2 separate regions of the Homo sapiens genome follow, and region 1 is linked to region 2. Evidence: read pairs that join two places in POLR2A ChIA-PET (ENCODE). Cell type or tissue: GM12878. All regions are shown on one strand. Each heading gives the region's core, and the rest is flanking DNA. Links, peaks and the distances in the headings are about the cores only. Region 1 overlaps UST (uronyl 2-sulfotransferase). Region 2 overlaps ZC3H12D (zinc finger CCCH-type containing 12D).

Evidence for each region. ChIA-PET counts read pairs that join two places held together with the same protein. Peaks named below come from ENCODE experiments on the same cell type or tissue, not always from the same donor. Only the 100,000 strongest peaks of a DNase experiment are listed, where the experiment ranks them.
Region 1: POLR2A ChIA-PET joins it to region 2 with 5 read pairs; 2 of 35 experiments call an interaction of 5 or more read pairs at or near these places.

Annotation. Positions count from the first base shown.
Region 1 is chr6:148,750,436-148,757,750 of GRCh38, forward strand. All of the region lies in intron 1 of UST (uronyl 2-sulfotransferase), which reads left to right. Among named protein-coding and RNA genes, the nearest start is that of UST, 7.1 kb to the left of the region's middle. In GM12878, for the core only: no CTCF peak of the experiment used is centred there; no DNase peak of the experiment used is centred there.
Region 2 is chr6:149,471,175-149,478,489 of GRCh38, forward strand. ZC3H12D (zinc finger CCCH-type containing 12D) reads right to left here. Exons shown (of 6, transcript NM_207360.3): 2 at 3,065-3,439. The coding sequence starts at 3,369. Among named protein-coding and RNA genes, the nearest start is that of ZC3H12D, 10 kb to the right of the region's middle. RefSeq lists silencers at 2,033-2,218, 3,454-3,553. In GM12878, for the core only: no CTCF peak of the experiment used is centred there; no DNase peak of the experiment used is centred there; H3K4me3 peaks cover 2,036 bases; H3K27ac peaks cover 1,807 bases.

The DNA.
Region 1 (7,315 bases), core at 3,059-5,558, 720 kb before region 2:
GCAACACTGTCGGTAGGTTCTATTGTTATTTCCATTTTCTGTATGGAAAAAATGAGGGCAAAGAGTTATGAAGGACACATAGCAAGCGAGGCAGGACTTCAACCCATGTCTGTCTGATTGCAATACCCATTGCATAGCACTATGGGCAGTTTAAGGGAGAAAATGGAAGGACAGCCAAGATGCAAATGGGAATCTAAAGATCGGGACTGGCTAAAAACGATCCATCACATTTACATCCATAATTCCACTTTCCTTTTCTTGATACTTGTACTCTGAGTATCTTGAGGAGCCAGCAGAGAAGGGAAATAATTCAAGCAGCTGGTTTGCTTTAACTCTACCTTTCCGTATTAATCCCCACTATGTGGCCTCCATTTATTTAGGGAACTAGACCCTCCCTGAGCTGGACAACAACTGGGAGTAATGTTGGTCGGACTCGCATCTTCCGGGCGTTTTCTCTTTCTTTAGCAGTTGTGCTATGTCTAGGCTAGTGGTTCCCAATGTGGGTCCTTGGACCTGCCGCATCAGCCTCACCTGGGAATTTGTCACAAATGTACATGCTAAGGTCTTATCCCAAAGCTGCTGAAGTCTGGGCACAGGGCCCAGCAATCTGTGCGTCAGCAAGTCCTCTAGGTGATTCCAACGCAGAGAATTTGAGAACCATTGTTGTTGAGCAACAACAAAGTATTGCTTTCTGGAGGCTTCCCATGTATTTGAGAGAAAGGAGGAATGTGAGGCGGGGTGGGTAGATTTATAAAGTATTTAAAGGTACTTTAATACTTTAAAGTATTTAAAAATGTGATTTAAAAATGTACATGGTTTCAGTTTTTAATTTCAACTTTTAAAAATGCATCTTGTTTGCTACTTAAGCCCCACTGTTTTGAGGGAAGGACCAGCCAACGGCACCCACCCCAGCTGGCTTTAGACCTTCCAAGGTTAGGAGAGGTGTGACGTGAGGAGTAGGCTGACGTGGGGCAACCGGAAAGCATAGTGTGGGGAAGGACGAGAACAGAGCCACTGATGATGCTTTCTCTTCCCCATAGGAGACAGTGGTGAACAGTCCTTCTTCCTAGTCAATTTGGGGAAAGGCAGAGTATGTTCTACTTAGAGAATGTTCTGCTGTAACACATTTGAAAAGAGTAAAGGAAGTGATGGGGAGGAAAATCATGCAAGGATAACTGTTATCTTGATTTCCCACCCTGAGATTGGGTGGAGGGGGAGCACAAACATACATTGGGGTAAATAGAAATATATAGCAAATGCTACACTTAAGCTTGGAGACCATGGTCTTTCCAATTCAGTGAATTTTTTTTTTTTGAAATGGCATTCAAACTTTGTTTTGCTATGGAAAACAAACAAAAAATCAAATAAAATCTCCCCCAGAAATTAGGTTATGATGCAGCCTTGCTGCCAGTAGCCTTATTACTTATGAGCTGTGGAAATATCAAAAACTTGGAATAAGACTCATTGATATAAACAGAATAAGCCAGATGGCTTACTACTGATCTTGTACAACCGACAAACTCTAATGATCTATCATCCAGCCTTGGATATGTGATTTAGACTTTATGGGAGCTAAACTTGTTGGACTCATTCCCAGCTGATATGCTTTCCTTTCCATTTTTAATTTATACCACTTTAAATGGAGATATAGAACTTTAGTTCTCAGAATTGCCAATCTTTACGTATATTATATATGAGCCTGGCAATTTAGAGTCAAAAAATGAAAAGTATGTCATGTTATTGAATTTGAAATTCTCTAAGTTTAAGTGCATTTAAAGGAAAATGTGAAAATAGAGGTCCATATCTGTTACAAAATAGTTTCTTTGAACCTAAAAAGCCAAATTTTATTTTTCTTCTGCATTTCACACATGGTATAAATATAATACTTTAGGCTCCAAACAGTAATCTAGGAAATGAATGCATAAAATATGACGTTATCAATAGAAATTGTTGACATAGAAAAAATGATATTCTTGTTCATAGCTACAAGTTTATATTGTGGGGTTGGTTGGGGACACAGTGGCACTATATTAGAGAAAGGATAGAAAATGGAATTCAGCTATGGTAATCCGTTCTGTAAACAAATAGCATGAATGGTGAAAAGCAATCTGCCTTGTAAACTATTTTTTAATGTAGACTAGTCTTAGTATGAATTGTCTAAGAACACATATAAATGTGGATTATCTAAATACTGTCTTTCTTCAAATTCCCTGTCATCAATCCAGGCTTAAGACAGTGGTTAGTTTTGTTTTGGAGAAACTGGAAAGAAAGTGGTCAAGGTTTTTGAGTCCCAAAATAAATAGTATCTTTTGCTTCCTCAGAGGGAGACTGAAGGAGCAAAAACAGTAGCTTGACCTGCAGCTGTACTGGTGGGTGTCCATGATGGACAATGAAAACGCATCTTATTTGATGGATTGTAGCTGCTAGAATTATTAGGAGTTGCTGCTTTTTTTTTGTTTTTTGGAAAGAAGACTTGACCACAAATTAATTTTGTCATAAATATATTTATTTGTATTACATAGAAACTCGGCTTTAAGCAAACAGTGATATACATAAATCCCTTTTTATCAGAAATAGGGACAGAAACACTAACATTTCACAAAAATTCTTATTTGCAAAAGTCAATGTAGCAACTGTTTTGCAAGAGAATTCCAAATAAAGTACATTTCAGCATTTGCTATTAGTTTTTAAACAGCTTTGTTGAGATATAATTCATATACCATATAATTCACCCATTTAAAGTTTTTAATAGTTTAATAGCTTTTAATATATTATAGATATGTGTAACCATTGCCACAATTTTAGATTTTCATCACCACAAGGAGAAACGCCATACCCTTTATCCAACACTTTTGCCCCATCAACCCCAGTCCTAAGCAACCGCTAATTTACTTTCTGTCTGTATAGATTTGCCTATTCTTGGCATTTTATAGAAATAGAATAATATAATATGTGGTCTTTTGTGATTGGCTTCTTTTACTTGACATAATGTTTTCAAGGTTCATTCATGTTATAGCATGTGTCAGTACTTCATTCTTTTTTATGGCTGAATAATATTTCCTAAGAATTTTTTTTATTGCGGAATAAAATGTTCCATAAGACTGTATGGATATTCCACATTTTGTTTATCCATTCACCCATTAATGGACATTTGGGTTGTTTTCACCTTTTGTCTACTGTAAGTAGTGCTGCTATGAACATTTGTGTTGCAAGCTTTTGTTTCAACACCTGTTTTCTGTTCTTATGGGTATATACCTAGGAGTGGGATTGCTGAATCATATGGTAACTCTAAGTTTAAGTTATTGAGGAACTGCCAAGCTGTTTCTACAGTGGCTGCACCATTTTACATCCCCCGCCAAGAAAGTATGAGAATTCCAATTTCTTCACATCCTCACTGCCATTTCTTATTTTCCATTTTTTTATTATAGCCATCTTAATGGGTATGAAGTGGTATATTCATTGGCGTTGTGTTTTGCATTAATGATGTCGAGTATCTTTTCATGTGCTTGTTGACTGTTTGTATATCTTCTTTGGAAAAATGTCTATTCACATTTTGCTGATTTTTTTTTTTTTTTTGAGATTGGAGGCTCGCTCTGTTGCCCAGGCTGGAGTGCAGTGGCGCGATCTCAGCTCACTGCAAGCTCTGCCTCCCAGGTACACGCCATTCTCCTGCCTCAGCCTCCCAAGTAGCTGGGACTACAGGCGGCCGCCACCATGCCTGGCTAATTTTTTTGTATTTTTTAGTAGAGATGGGGTTTCACTGTGTTAGCCAGGATGGTCTCGATCTCCTGACCTCGTGATTCGCCCGCCTCGGCCTCCCAAAGTGCTGGGATTACAGGCATGAGCCACCGCGCCCGGCCACTGATTTTCTTTAAAAAATTTATTTCCATAGGTTTTAGGGGAACAGGTGGTATTTGGTTACGTGAGTAAGTTCTTTAGTGGTGATTTGTGAGATTTTTGTGCACTCGTCACCCAAGGAGTATACACAGAACTCAATTTCTGGTCTTTTGTCCCTCACCCCCTTCCCACCCTTTCTCCCTGAGTCCCCAAAGTCCATTGTGTCATTCTTATGCCTTTACATCCTCATAGCTTAGCTCCCACTTATGAGTGAGAACATATGATGTTGAGTTTTCCATTCCTGAGTTACCTCAGTTGCCTATTTTTGAATTGGGTTGTTTGTATTTGTGTTGTTGAGTTGTAAACATTATTTATATATTCTTAACAGTAGACCCTTTTCAGATATATGATCTTGCTATTAATTTGGGGGTTGGGAAATATGATACTGACTTAAATACAATACTGTTATGTATTGTTCACTATATTATAGGTGTTCACCTTATCAAGGAGCAAGAAATTAGTTTTATATGTAAATGAGTTTTAAAGTGTTAAGTACGGTACCTGGGTATATAGTAAAACCTAAATAAACTCTAAAGATGGATTGAAAACAAGGATCTGTTCTAAAGAATCCTGGGGGTCTTGTTTTACAGTTATGGATTACTTTGAATATTAAACACTTTACATTTATCTCTAAGGTATGATAATTCATGGATAGTTAACACTTAACCTATTTTAGAGATGTCACAAAGATTGCTGTGACTTGTATGTGGAATATGAATTTAGCTAATTTTTGAACAGCAGATTATAGTACAATGGTTATATTTTGTCTTTATATTTGCTCACTAGAATGGAGCCGATGAGCTCAGCAGGAGAAAACATTTGGGTTTATTATGTTCCTTATACAATATATGAAGCAACCAAGGAAATCTTAAGCATTCTCATGAAATTGGAATTCATATGCAATTTATTTTGTATTCATGTTGTGGTATAATATGAAGGACAAATATATAGGAACAGTATTTGCTACGTATGTTTCTCTTGAGTAAAATAACTTATGAGTTTTAAGAAGAAATATTGTTTTTACAAAAATGACAGAAAATTTTAGTAGGTTTCAAAAATATATATAATCAAAATAAGAAGCTCTAAAATAACTGCAGTCAATTAGATGCTGCTTGGCCTCAGTTTGAATAATTGGCAACACTCTCTGAAATGGTCTGCCTCTATGTCTCTACCCAAATCTCATCTTGAATTGTAGTTCCCATAATCCCCACATGTTGTGGGAGGAACCCTGTGGGAGGTAATTGAATCATGGGGGCGGTTAACCCCCATGCTGTTCTTGTGATAGTGAGTTCTCATGAGATCTGATGGTTTCTTTTTTTTTTCTTTTTTTTTTTAATACACATTCCCCAAAACTGGATTACTGGGGTCCAGTATTCCAATTATGAGCATTTTTAATTTATTAAATTTTGTTAAATATTTTAGATCAAAATGTTGAAGTAATTTACACATAATTCACATTTCCTGCCACCTCCACAGAGCTAGATGTCATCTCTATAGTTCTGGTAATCATCCAGGTGAAAAATGGTAATATTTTTTAATTATACTTTAAGTTCTAGGGTACATGTGCACAACGTGCAGGTTTGTTACATACGTATACATGTGCCATCTTGGTGTGCTGCACCCATTAACTCGTCATTTACATTAGGTATATCTCCTAATGCTATCCCTCCCCCCTCCCCCCACCCCACGACAGGCCCCGGTGTGTGATGTTCCCCTTCCTGTGTCCAAGTGTTCTCATTGTTCAATTCCCACCTATGAGTGAGAACATGCGGTGTTTGGTTTTTTGTCCTTGTGATAGTTTGCTGAGAATAATGGTTTCCAGCTTCATCCATGTCCCTACAAAGGACATGAGCTCATCCTTTTTTATGGCTGCAAAGATCTGATGGTTTCATAAGGGGCTTTTCCCCTTTGCTCAGCACTTCTCTCTCCTGCCACCATGAGAAGAAGGATGTGTTTGCATCCCCTTCTGCCATCATTGTAAGTTTCTTGAGGCATACCCAGCCATGTGGAACTGTGAGTCAATTAAACCTCTTTCCTTTAAAAATCACCCACTCTCAGGTATGTCCTTATAGCAGCATGAGAACGGACTAATACACTGTCATTCAAAATTACCAGGGAACCAGATATAGCTGCTTAGTCTTGAAGCTACGCCATACCTCTTGGTCTGTCTCAGGGTTTATATTGATTGTCTATAATTTCCCCAAAACTGCCACTGATTCATTTTTGTTGTCTCGCTGCCTGCTTAGACTTCTGCTAATGTCTTTGTACTGATTGTTTAGGAAGGTACAATTCCAATTAGGATCTCTAAACTCCTGTAAGTATTTGTTTATTTCATGATCTCTTATGAAGTTTTGACATTCTACCTTGTATTGTGATCATCTGTGAGCAAGCACCTTGAAGGGAGGAAGCTTATTCAGTGCTTCGCATCCCTGCTCTGACATCTCTTCTGGGTGCTCCACACAGGCCCTCAGGAAGTGGCTGTTGATTCAGTATATTTGCTGAGCAACTGTTCTTCACTAGGATTCCAAATCCTGCTTTGTTTGGTCTCTATTTAGAGAATATGGGGAGGGATGCCAAGAAGGACTCTAGCTCAGTTGATGCCTTTAGCCTATTTCTTTCTTGCTCTTTGAAGCTGATGCTCCAAGCAAATACATTACAACCACTTATGACATATGAGTACATATAGTTTTGTTTAGAGGTGGTTGCCCATTCTAGAGTGTAGTGGTGCCATCAGAGCTCACTGCAGCCTCAACCTCCTGGGCTCAAGCCATCCTCCCACCTCAGCTTCTTGAGAAGCTGGGACTACAGGCACAAGCCATCATACCTGGTAACACAAACATTTCCTTCTGTGCACAGAGATAACTGTCCACTTCTTACCTTTGGGCATTTGGAATTACACTTTTAGAGCTCTCTCTGTAATTAAGAATAGCTGAGATCAGTTTAGAGATTTGTGTGCATACAGTTAGAATGCAAACTTCTTGTTACTTGTCATTTTCTGAAATCCTAGACCAGTTGTTTTGGAAGTTTGCAGAATAGCTGTTATTTCTGTAGGTTAGTGTCTTCTTTAGGTAGCAATTTGTGTTAAATTAGCCAGTATGTTTCAAGCATGACTTTAAGTCATGAAGGAGATGAGACCGTGGAATGATGTGATTTTTGAAATAGGGACTGAACAGAGTTTAACCTAGAACTGCAACACGACCATACTGTAAAATTAGGTCTCAATCCACCAACCCATTTACACTTGTTTGGTGAAAGATACTATAATAACCTTAAGTCATGGCTTTGATTAGGCAATTCTTAGTTAATTCATTAATAGATGATTTAAATAACCTATTACCTTTAACTGTACTGCATTTCTGGAAACACCATTGCTGTTTTTTAGTTCAAGGAGTACAATTTTCATAATCTTGATGAAAGA
Region 2 (7,315 bases), core at 2,442-4,941:
ACCTCCAGAGAGCAGCAGCCAGGTCTTCTGGGTTCAGCCAAGCACGACCAATGGCATTGGGCTAAACATTCTAAAGCACTGGGGAAAGAAGCCCACAGAAACTTCTACCTATTGTGTCATGGCTAGGAAGCACAGGTGGGGGTCAGGGTCTGATTCCAGCCAGTGTTGACCATAGTCAAGCCTGTCAAGTCCTTTCCTGTGTAACTGAGAGGGTCAGAACAAGAACTGATGGCCCACTCTCACATTCTCTGTGCTAACAGGGGACACATGGCCTAGTGCCTCCTGAAAGGCAGAGGAAAAATAAATCCCTGGCCACAAAGCATAGAATTATCTGTAATGTCTCATTCTATGTCAGTGGGTTATCATATTTTTGGGGATGACAGACCCTTTAAGTGTCTATTGAAAGCTGTGACTCTTTCCCCCAGAGAAACACATATATGTACACAGACATGCCACATTGTGTATATCATTTCAGGCCATTGCTGGCTTTGAAGATAGAAGGGGCCATGAGCTGAGGAACACAGTCTCTAGAAGCTGGAAAAAATAAAAAAGACTCTTCTCTAGAACTTCCAGAAGGACACTTCCAGGGGACAGAGCCACAGCCAGGAACAGGCACACTGAAGAACATTCCTGCCAACAGGAGCCACACTTCTCATCCGCTCAAGGTGGAAAGAACAGGTGTCCCACTCAGTCTTTAAGCCCCTCCCCACCACCGCAAGGCCAGACAGTGCATGAAGCAGTACTGCCTTCAAAAACAGAAAATGGCAATGTCTGCAATACTACAAAACCTCAGTGAAAGGGAATTTTCAGAAACCATGTTTCTGAGGTTAATTGAATTTTGAGGTCAACAGATAACAATGAGACACCACTTTGGGTTTCAATCACCCATTGCCTGTGAAGGGTCAGCACCCACCTGAACCTTTCACAACTAAGGATATGGCAGACCCGGAGGGACATGAGTCCTGTTAAAAGTCCCATTGGAGGACACAACAGATGTCACTGCAGAAGGGGCAGAGGATGGGGTGGAACCTCACACTCCACTCTCCCCAGAGCTTGCCTTTAAAAGGAACAAATTAAGTCCTGTGATCAGGTGGCGGTTGTGCTATTTGTCTCTTTTCCCTAACTACTGGGATCCAGGGAAGAGGGAGGGGATGTGTGTGTGTAGACACATTGTGTGTGTGTGTCCATATATGACACACACAGAGCACAGGTACATGTGTTCTGGTTAACTCAGGTGTTTTGGAGGTAGCCAGTGTGTGAGAACATTTATGCTCTGACACATTCTTCGTAGTGAGTCTGAGTAAGGGTTTCGATGTATAACCCGCACAGATTGAACATGAGAAAATTAATCTGATTGCAATCATGAGAGGTGGGGGGCAGAGGTGGGGGATCAATGGATGTACCCACGACACATTATGGTCATGTGCAAACAGAGGATGTGGCTTAAGTTTGACTCCAAGCAGCAACAGAGACTCCCATAAAAACAAAACCCTCCACCACCCCAAAGAGAATCTCTTTGGGGACTGGGCATGTTTTTTGTTGCCCCTGAAATAGTCTTTTTACCCTACAGCCACTCTGCTGTTTTGATTTGGAATCACAGAACTCATACAACCTTAGGGCTGGGAAGGTCTTTGATTTAAGCATTCAAAGCCTTCCTTCTATGGAAGCCCAGGGAAAGAGGTTCCTTGCTCAGATCATATAGAGGCCAGGCCCCTCTCACAACCCCTTCTAGTCTTTCTAGGACCCTCAGAACCTACTGGATTCTTAAAAATCCTTTTAGCTTCCCAGAGATCTTAAATTGAGCAGAATTTCATAGGTTTACCTATCTGGTGCCTATACATGACATGGGTGACAATGTGACAGAGACCCCATGGGCCAGCCCCTAAGTCCCAGGAGAAAGAGAGGGCTCCATCACCTGCTGATGGCATCAATGCCAGGGAGACTTAGCTGGTTAAAAGTGAAAAAAAAAAAAAAACTCAAAGTACACACCGCAAAAAGTGCAGGGACAGCCCCTGAGGCTGGACCATCTGGGCTGAACCATTGCAAACCTCGGTCCTGCAACACCAAATCCAAAGTGAGCCCAAATCCCCAGGGGAAACTCTCGGAGGCTCTGTTGACACATTCGGTGCCGCGGAGAATTGCTTTTCTGGATTCCCACCTATGGTGGGAGTAACTCAGCTTTTGAAAAGGGAAGCACATATATTTACAGCTGGGAGTGAACCATTTCCTATGGCTCTGCCCTTTGCACGGTTGTAACAAAGCCAAGCGGTAGAATAATCCACTTGTTTGGGCAACGCCCCACTTCGCCCAGCAGGGTGTTGGGGGAGGCTGCAGAGATTCCGTCACAGGGGAGCTTAGCCAAGACAGGCAGATAACAACTCGGGCGTGAGGCTGGCATTCCCAAAACCCACAAAGATGCCAACACACAAATGTTCACACAGCCGCATCTGCAGCTCAGGGGGCCACAAACAAATCTCTCAAACTTAAGGTAGCCGCAACACCGCCTCCCCAGCAACCCCAGCAGAGGGCTTCCAGCGCACTTCAAAGCACACCTTCCCCTCTGATGCTCATAACCTTGAGAGAGTAGAAGAGATATTTGTGGGCCTCTTTCACAGAAGAGGAAATGAGTCCTGCAGCTTTTCCAGAGTCTCGCAGCCGGTTAGGGACAGACTCCCAACAAGAAGCCACATCTGCCAACACTTGACCCAGGGCGCCTCCCTCATTACCACACCTTCCCCAAAAGAAGGCTCTTCCTCTGGGTTATGATCATAACAGCTACACTTGTTGATCACTTACTCTGTGTCAGGCACTATCCTAGGCATTTTGTGCACAAAAACCCTCTACAGAGATTTTATCCCAACCGTACAGATGGGAAAAATGAGCTCAGAGGGGTTAAGTGACTTGCTTAATGCCACACAGTTACTAAGAGATGGTACAGGGATTCAAAGCCTGATCCGTTGGCCCCAAAGCTCTTTGGACCAAACCACAAGGAAGAGGGACAGTTCTCAGGGCTCCTGCGAACAGGGGCCTCCCCAGCCCCAGCTACAGGATGAAGGGAAGCTACCTCATCGCCACGTTGCTGCCATCAATCACTATGGGTCGCAGAGAACTGGCCAGGGTTCTGAAGTCCTCTTCCAGGGCTGTCCCCGGGCCACGCTGGGCAGAGTCCGGGACCCCACAGGAGCCCCGAGGCACTAGCCTGGGTGCAGCCGGGTGCTCCAGGGCACCCGGGCGGCTGCCCGTGCGGATAAGCTCCTGCAGCACGTCGTTGACCAGGGCGCCCTCGCCCAGCTTGCCCAACACCCGGAGCACATCCTCCCGGTCATAGCCCAGCTTCTGGAAGAATTCCATCTTGCTGGGGTGCTCCATGCTGTGCCCAGCGGCCACTGGCGCAGGTCCTGCCCCAGGCTTCCTCCTCTCAGAGCCCTGCAGACATGAGCTAAAGAGAAAAAAAATGCATCCATCAGGTGTTTCCTGGGCAGACTGGGGCAAGGGCAAGGTGTGCCTGCGCTGGCTCCCTCCCGGCCTAGCTGTCAGGAAATCAGGTGGAGCCCAGTCCCACTGGGGACTTTCAGTTGCTCAATGTGGCTGTGGAGCTGCAGAAGCAATCACGCTGCTTTCACAGTGAGCTCACTGAGGCCTTCACCCCACACTGCCCGGCAGGGCACACACCCGACCGCACACCAGGGCTGCAGGGGCTGAGCGTGCACCTAGCACTCGGGACAGGCCAAACACAGGTTTCTTGTTTCTCAGACTCTGTGGGGGGCTGAATAGTGACCTCCCAAATTCCCATGGTAAATTCCTCACCCCAGTACCTCAGAGTGTGACTATATTTAGAGCTATGACCTCTAAAAGGAGGTCCCTAATCCAATATGACTGGTGTCCTTATAAGAAGAGGAAATTTGAACACATAACACACAGAGGGACCACCATGTGAAGACTCAGGGAGAAGGGAGAAAGCAACCCTGCAGGCACCTTGACCTTGAACTTCCAGCCTCCAGAACTGTGAGACGATGAATTTCCCTTAACGCCCCAGTCTGTGGTGCTTTGCTCTGGGGCACCCAGCTCTCGGGACAGGCCAAACACAGGTTTCAAGCAGACTAACACAGGCCCCTGGCTTACCCAGGGCCAAATGCCCCCGGGCGAATTCTACTCCCAGAAAGGCAGTGCTCCCACCCAAATTCTGCTTGCTGCCCTGCACAGCTTTCCCTAATGATTAACTCAGACCACACTGAACCTCTGCAATAGAAGGGCCTGCCCCGGCTGGGCATGGTGGCTCACGCCTGTAATCCCAGCACTCTGGGAGGCTGAGGCGGGCAGATCAAGAGGTCAGGAGATAGAGACCAGCCTGGCCAACATGGTGAAACCCCGTCTCTACTAAAAATACAAAAATTAGCCAGGCATGGTGGCGCACGCCTGTAATCCCAGCTACTTTGGAGGCTGAGGCAGGAGAATCTCTTGAACCTGGGAAGCGGAGTTGTGGTGAGCAGACATTGCGCCATTGCACTCCAGCCTGGGCAACAAGAGTGAAACTCCGTCTCAAAAAAAAAAAAGGGGCCTGCCCCAAATTTCATCCATCCCAGCCAGGCATTACAGCCTGACCTACACCGGGGGTTGGGGGGTGGCCTGGGAAGGGGGCTGTGTCCTGATAGATGGCTTCTAAATGATGATGATGAAACCAACAGGAACACTCTAGACAGCCTTGGTCCCTCTCTCTTTTCTACCCACAAAGACCGATATATTTCAAAAAAAATTTTTTTAAATACAGAAATAATCATGAAAACATATTTATTGCAAGCGAAAACTCCAAGCAACGTAGAAGCATAAAGAATGAAAAGACATGATGTTTCTCCTACACACCCCAAACCCACTTGCTTCCCCTACTGTTTTTCCGCACCCCTCTAGTGCTTCCTCTGTACATTTACTTGCATGTCTAATAGATAAACACAAATATTGTTTTAGAGTTGTTTTGGTTTAGTTTTACACAAATGGTGTCATCTTATACTTATTGCTCAGCAACTTGCTTTTCTTATTAAAAATGCATTTTGGGGGCCGGGCGCAGTGGCTCATGCCCGTAATTCCAGGACTTTGGGAGGCTGATGTGGGTGGATCACAAGGTCAGGAATTCGAGACCGGCCTGGCCAACATGGCGAAATCCTGTCTCTACTAAAAATACAAAAATTAGCCAGGCATGTGGCATGCACCTGTAATCTCAGCTACTTGGGAGGCTGAGGCAGGAGACTCGCTGGAACCTGGGAGGCAGAGGCTGCAGTAAGCCAAGATCGTGCTACTGCACTCCAGCCTGGGCAACAGAGTGAGACTCCATCTCTCAAAAAAAAAAATGCATTTTTGGCTGGGCATGGTGGCTCCTGTCTGTAATCCCAATACCCTGGGGGGCCGAGGCAGGCGTATCGCTTTAGCCTAGGAATTTGAGACCAACCACAGCAACATGGCAAAACCCTGACTCTACAAAAAATACAAAAATTAGCGGGGCATGGTGGCGTTGGCCTGTAATCCCAGCTACTTAGGAGGCTGAGACGGGAAAATCACTTGAGCCCAGGAGTTTGAGGCTGCAGTGAGCCGAGATCATACCACTGCACTTCAGTCCAGATGACAGAGCAAGACCCTGTCTAAAAAAATAGAATAGAATAGAATAAAAATGCAGTTTGGAAATCTTTCCATGCTAGTTTACCTGTTCTACTGCTCACTGTATCCCCAGCACTTAGGACAGTGACTCACACAGCTGAATCTCAACGTACATGTGTTGATTGGTGAATGAATGAATGAATGAATGAATGAGTGAATACGTTCTTCAGTGTTTAACCATATGTCATAGGATGAAAGTTTGTTTTCCATTTTTCACTGTTACAAATCAGGCTCAGTGAACATTCCGGCACATCCACCTTTCTCCCTCATCCTCATCTCAGTATCACAGGCTCCTGACCTTCAGTCCCTCTTCTCCTATTTGACTTCATTGTGTCAATCACATCACTCAGCCAGGTTCCCACTTTGGCCTGGCATTCTCTGCAGGCCTGTCCCAGGAGTTCAGGAGCCACAGCAGGTCTAACAATGGCAGGGTCTGGCAGGTGAAGGGCATTTCACAGCCAGCCCCCTGGACAGAGAGGCCTCTGCCACGGCGTCCACCTGCTCACCTCCCACTCCACCTCAGCCCACTGATGGCAGGCACCACGTGAAACAATGAAACTGACCCCAGGGGCACCAGCCCCTTCTAACTGCCAAATCCAACAACACTTTCACAGTCCTTGCCTTATGCCACCTCTCTGCCGCTTTTGAAACTGGGAACCACTCCTTGACTTGTTATTTTAAATTAAAAAATTGTGGACTGCCCTTTCTTGAAACTATCTGTTCCCTTAGGCTGTATAACTTGGCCTGATTCTTCTCCTCAATTGGTCCAGCTCTTTCCCCTCTCCTTCAGTGTTGGGGTGCCACCCACACCCTCCATCAGCACCTATATTCCGATGGGCCCCACAGCTGCATGTCTTGCTCACACCTCCCACTGAGCACCAGGCACAGTTATAAGTCTGTGAGATAAACACTGTGCTTGCTACTTAAGTGCTATGGGAACTCAGAATGCAGTCACACAACAGACATGTGCTAAGTGACTACTTCAGTGGTTCCCAAGGTGTGGTCTAGGGAAGCCCGGGGGACTCCAAGATTTTTTCAGGGCATCTTCAAGGTAAAAACTATTTTTAGGCCGGGCACGGGGCTCATGCCTGTAATCACAGCACTTTGGGAGGCTGAGGCGGGCGGATCACGAGGTCAGGAGTTCGAGACCAGCCTGGCCAATATAGAGAAAACCCCTCTCTACTAAAAATATGAAAATTAGCTGGGCATGGTGGGGTGCACCTGTAGTCTCAGCTACTCAGGAGGCTGAGGCAGGAGAATCGCTTGAACCCAGGAGGGAGAGGTTGTGGTAAGCCGGGATCATGCCACTGCACTCCAGCCTGGGCAACAGAGCAAGACTCCATCTCAAAAAAAAAAAAAAAAAAACTATTTTTATAATAATGCTAAGATGTAATTTCTGTACTTTACTCTTATCCTCTCCTGAGTGTACGACAGAATATTCTAGAGTCTACATGTTATGTGATATCGCAACAGCTTGAATGCAGAAGCAGGTATGAGAATCCAGCTGTCTTCTATTAACCCAGACGTTAAAGAGATTTGCAGAAATGTTAATTAGTGCCAGGCTTCTTACTAATTTTTTTTTTGTTTTGGAAAATAAAGTTATTTTTCATGAAGATATGTCATTTATGTCAGTATAATTGGTTTATTATTATGTAGAAATAAATGAATT